2 separate regions of the Mus musculus genome follow, and region 1 is linked to region 2. A link is a contact called in ENCODE Hi-C data. All regions are on one chromosome and are shown on one strand. Each heading gives the region's core, a stretch centred on a gene start or an enhancer-like site at or near the end of the contact. The rest is flanking DNA. Distances are from core to core; before and after follow the strand shown. Region 1 overlaps Atxn1 (ataxin 1). Region 2 holds the start of 4933417A18Rik (RIKEN cDNA 4933417A18 gene).

Region 1 (2,773 bases), core at 101-2,600, about 11 Mb after region 2:
ATTTCATGACAGGTTGCTCTGAGCCTCAGCTAGGTTACTGGTGCCTTTAGAGCAGAAATGACCACATGTTATATGTCTTTCTATACTGTCCCTCTGTGTCCACCATAATGATGGACTTGTCACCCATGTATTTCTTGAACAGGTCAAGTTTGTATCTTTGTCCTCGGTGTTAAGAGTCACAACCACAGATGGAGTAATTTCTTTGTTTATGTGTTTTAGAGCCTTGTTAGTAAACCGTCATACGACTGCACACAATCAATCATGATGGTCCAAATGAGGGCATGGCCAACTCTACCTTGGGCAAAGGGCTGGAATACAGATAAGACTTTCTTGAGACCAGAGAGTGTTCTGTTCTCTTTACTCTACTTCTCTATAATGTAAGTGAGTGTGTAACACACTCAGAGACAAACTAATCAGATATTTTGGAGATGGACACTATGTAAGTACATACCACCTGTCTTAGGGTTTCTATTCCTGCACAAACATCATGACCAAGAAGCAAGTTGGGGAGGAAAGGGTTTATTTAGCTTACACTTCCATACTGCTGTTCATCACCAAAGGAAGTCAGGACTGGAACTCAAGCAGGTCAGGAAGCAGGAGCTGATGCAGAAGCCATGGAGGGATGTTCTTTACTGGCTTGCCTCCCCTGGCTTGCTCAGCCTGCTCTCTTATAGAACCCAAGACTACCAGCCCAGAGATGGTCCCACCCACAAGGGGCCTTTCCCCCTTGATCACTAATTGAGAAAATGCCTTACAGTTGGATCTCATGGAGGTATGTCCCCAACTGAAGCTCCTTTCTATGTGATAACTCCAGCTGTGTCAAGTTGACACATAACTAGCCAGTACACCACTCCTGCATTTTAGAAAACCACGTATTGATTCTTTACATAGTACTAATAAAACTGGAAGCAGCTAAGGTCAAAAAACCCCAAGTAGCCATTCGTCTTAATCCATTTTTTTTCAAATCCAATTTCCTAGTTTTTATTCCCTCCTAGGGAATGATGGAGATCAGGTAAGAAATACCATCCATCAGAGATGGACTCTCCTCTCCGGGTGTCTTCTCTTAATTCAATTTCCCGTGCTGTTTCTACTGTAATTTCCAAACACAGCTGTTCTCTTCTGAGTGTGATAGCTCTGCCCTACACACATCCCTGGGAATAATAAACAAACAACAGGGCACAGTCTATGCCACCAATCACACTCTGCAACATTCTCTACCCACAACACTCTGAGTTGCAGGCAAGCAGGCACACATGAGAAACTCACAGCCTTCCTGGACAGGATCCACACCCGGACATTGGAACATGTCCATGTTTAACTCCCACCGCTCTTCCCAAGAATGAGCAAGCAAGGTCTTGCTGCTGCATAGTGTTACATCATCCTTGCAATCACAGGCAATGCCCAAAGTGTTCTGCTGTCATTGTTCCTGTCACACACCTCCTAATTAGTGTCAGGGTGTCCTTTCCATGTTAACGAGGCCACAACACGCCTGTGGGCACTCACTCACAGAGACACGTATTCATGAGCGCATCCCCAGATACGCTCCTGAGCACACAGCTCCATCTTCACGTGAGCGACGTTCCCCCCCACACCCCCACACCCCCGTTTATAAATAGAGTATGCTCCACCCACCCTTGCATGCGAATATGCCCAAGATGTAAAGCTTGGGAAGAAGAAACACAAGCAGACACTTGATAGAGTCTGAGATTGGGGGCAGAAGCTAGACAGGCTGAGGCATGAAGGGACCCTTAGGGCCACACATTTGGGGAGGTTGCTTTCCTTCCTACCCTCCTGCAGGACTCAGAGTCTCACTGGGGACATTCATGTTCTTTGCTCCTCTGTTGGTGCCTTCCCAAGTTCAGGTGACTGAATGAAGGAAGACTTCTCTTTAGTCTGTTCATGGTGGTATTTACTATCAAGTAATGTCTCCTTAAGCTCAGTAGAGGGTAGGCAATGAACTCTGCAGCTTGCCAGAGTGATTCAGAAAAAAACCCTAGAGACATACAACTTCTGGGCCAGGAAAATAAGGGGCAGAAAGAGAAGTAATGGGTGCATATTTTATAATTTTTACAGGATGGGTCTTTCTTCTGTGCGGATGACTCTATACATGACTCTTGTCTGTAAATACCCAAGCCCTTACTGCATACCATAAAAAAATCAAGGCAGGTTTCTAGAACTATCATAAACATAGGCCTCTTCAATTCACAAAATATATCTGAATACATTATGTTGCTTAATCATCTCAACACCCCCGAGATAGATATGATAGATATGGTAATTACATCTATTTTAAGATCAACAGAAGAAAAAAAAAAAAACCAAACAAACAATAAAAACCTCTCAGGTTTTAATTGACTACCCTAATGTCACAGGGCTAACAAATCACAGAACTGAAAGTATTACGATTATTATGGTTATTTTGGCAGTGTTGGATCAAGTCTGAGGGCCCAAGGCAAGGATCCTCCCACTGAGCTATAGCCTCAGTCCTTAGATCTAAAATTTGAAGCTAGAATTTCTGATGCCAAATGTCATTTATTCCCCACTGCATGCATCCCCTCCCGTTTTTCTTGAATTCAGGTTTTCTTCCATTTTATTATAGAACCATATTCATAATCCTATGGGAACCTTGCTCGTTACCTAAAGATGTGTTGCTGGATGGAATAAACCCTCCAATGTCTGTACTCCTTTCCAATGCTCCCTTCTCTGGTTAACTAACACACGGGGGGTGCGTTAGCATTTACCAAGGCTGGATGCTGGAATCCCCCCTTTGAGA
Region 2 (2,700 bases), core at 20-2,519:
CTAAGAATGTATAAATTGTTAAAGAGAGAAAATAGTGTGGCTGTTCTGCTTCATCCACCAAATGTATATGCATATGTATATGGGTATATGTATATGTGTCTGCCTATATGCATGTGCAAAATGTCTACGTGTCTCTCTGTCTATATGTATGTGCATACATATGTATGTAGATATATGCGTATGTGTATAAGTATGCATGTGCACTTGTGAAATTGGTGAAATGGGTGGTGGGGCCCAGCCACAGTGTGTGTGTGTGTGTCTCCCTCCCCACCCCACCCCACCCCACCCCACCCCACCCCCCATGTATGTCTGTGTGTCTGACTTTTTTCTTCTTTTTCTTTTCTCTCTGGCTCATGAAGAGTTAAGGAACTCCAAGCCTCTCACCTGGCCAGCAAGGGACCCTTGAGTGAGAGAGAAAAGAGTCCAAGTGACTAAGCCTTTATTCTTTATCCCCTGCTGCTATCAGCAGAAGTTAAATTTCCAGAAGCCAGTGGCTTTGGGCCACAGCATAGCAGAGAGTTAAAGAATGAGTTAAATTGCTAAAAGTAAGAAGCTTTTGACCACTCAATTGCTGACTCTATGTCCCCTTTTGGTGCTGTCTTCTTGGGGAACTAGATTCTGGGATACCCCAGCCCTGCCCCCCTTCCGCCTGAAACACACTATTATTTGCATTTTCACCTCAAGCTGGAGACTAGGTTCTCAGCCACTTCTCAATGCTCCAGCTGAGCTATGAAGTGTGAGGCATCATTGTTCTTTAGTACTTGTGTTATCCTCTGCTCCTTGGTCTACAGTGAAGGAAAACTAACACTAAGGAGATTTTTATGTGTTCATTTGCTTTGTTTCCTTTTTAAATCTGGAAAAAAGAATAAATAGCAGATGGCCCTCTTACCTGTGTTACTCTGGACATTTCCTTAGTTTTGTACCATAAAGCGCTTCCTCGGATCTACAGGGGGCAGCACTGATGTAACCACTCTTTGGGGGGCCTCCTAGGTCTGTGAAGTCTTAATTATGCACACACCAGGTTTGAGACCTCTAGGAAGGGAACACAGCACAGGCTATGTGCACACCAATCTCCTTCCTTTCAGGAAAACTCTCCCTTTTTGCCTCAGAATTCATCCACATCCAGTCAAGAAACTGGAGTTTCTGTGGAAAATCTCTGAATTATTTGGCAGGATACCTTCCATGGGCAGCTTTTCTGTGCTTTGAAGGTGCAGAACAAGTTCTCAGGGTTCCAGGCCAATACCTGGGCCATTGTGACACTCAGAATGCAAAGGAGACCAGAAAGCAGGTTCCACCATCTCCTCATGGAGATGGTAGCGAGCTGAGCCGAAGAAGACTTGCATGGCAAGTCTCTAGGTTTCACTTTATCTGCTGCCTTTGTAACTTAGAAGACCATCATGGACGTGGACATAGACCCTGAACAACTCTTTACTGAAAAAATGCCAAAAAATTATGCCCAGCCTGACGTCTTGAATCACACATTTGACCTTCTCTCGAACCTTCACAAGTTGCTCCCCAATCACTTGGTGGAAGTGCTTCATTCCTACAGAAGCGAAGAGGACAAAAACAAATGTATGTAGGGAGAGTGCTTACATTTATATTTGCATGGTGATGTGAACCCTCCTCTTCTAGATGTGGGTACTAACTTCTTGACATTACAGGTGCCCTCAGTTCATGAGACGCTTGCCACATTATGGCTTGAGAAGCCTATGTTCTCAAAGTGGCCTGTGGACTTTGCCCATGAGTTGAGGTCATTTTTTTTTTCCTTTACATCATCTTTCATGAGCCAACATAAAATGCCATTCATCTCTAGGCAAAGCGCACCCATGGAAAGATGGAAATCCATACAGCCACGTACAGATGTACTCAAGTTACAACTTAAGATGAGGGTTTGAGTTTGAGATTGGTAGGGAGAGGTTTCAAGGTGTGGATCAGATTACACAATGACTTTAAACTGTTGGGGCAAAATTGGTCGCTTGTATTCAAGCGAATCTCTACTTCCTAATCCAGGGTGTGGTGGATGAATCCATATATCCAGTTTACATTGCACATTATATAAAGAACACACAGATTTATTTTAAAGCAGTTTGAGTAAAATAGCTGCGTGGACAGGCAATTCACAGGATGAGCTGCAGGTATCCAGAAAGTGGGTAAATAAATCCAGGAGTATTAGTGGTGACATAGGCTCAATTAGAAGCGACCAGACATGATAGGAAATGAGTGCTCACTGAATAGCATGCTGGCTCAGGCACCTTAGAGTCGACCTGAGGGCTTTATTAAATTTCAAGTGTACGTTAGCTTAAGTAAACTGAGCTTGGCAGAGAGAAGCAGAAGGTCATTTTCTTCTTTCTAAGCTCTCCCTTTCTTCCCACTTTTTTTGTTAGTTCTTTGAGAATTCCATACAATGTATTATTTTGATCATATTAACACTGCCCCCCAACTCCTTCCAGACCCATTCTGCCCCTGCCTCAGCTTTTCCTTTTGATCCATTCAATTTTGTTGCTTCCTTTAGGTGAAATTACAGGTAAATTTCTTAGCTTGGGGGAGGGTCATACTGATAATGAAATACCAGTTCTAATACAAGCTCTCTAAATTCATTCACGGCATGTTTAAGTTCTTTCTGCTTCCCTCTGCTCTGGTGTACTGAGACTTCGAAGCCAAGGGAAGGCGTGGTGATGTGCTGAGTTTTTCTCTTTCTGT

Evidence for each region. A loop is a pair of places that touch in the nucleus more often than their neighbours do.
Region 1: a map of T-helper 17 cell shows a loop between it and region 2 (65-fold over the local background). The contact joins the enhancer-like site here to the promoter of 4933417A18Rik in region 2. A Hi-C loop is called at or near these places in 2 of 37 maps with a recorded cell type or tissue (T-helper 1 cell and T-helper 17 cell).

The regions. Positions count from the first base shown.
Region 1 is chr13:45,782,492-45,785,264 of GRCm38, forward strand. The region is part of intron 4 of Atxn1 (ataxin 1); the gene reads right to left. Among named protein-coding and RNA genes, the nearest start is that of Atxn1, 180 kb to the right of the region's middle. Within about 2 kb of position 1,351, at least 1 of the 3 ENCODE cell types and tissues checked has a DNase peak (open chromatin) inside an H3K27ac peak, as active enhancers do.
Region 2 is chr13:34,923,140-34,925,839 of GRCm38, forward strand. 4933417A18Rik (RIKEN cDNA 4933417A18 gene) reads left to right here and starts at 1,270. Exons shown (of 5, transcript NM_025750.3): 1 at 1,270-1,572. The coding sequence starts at 1,398. It also overlaps a transcript of Fam217a not described here.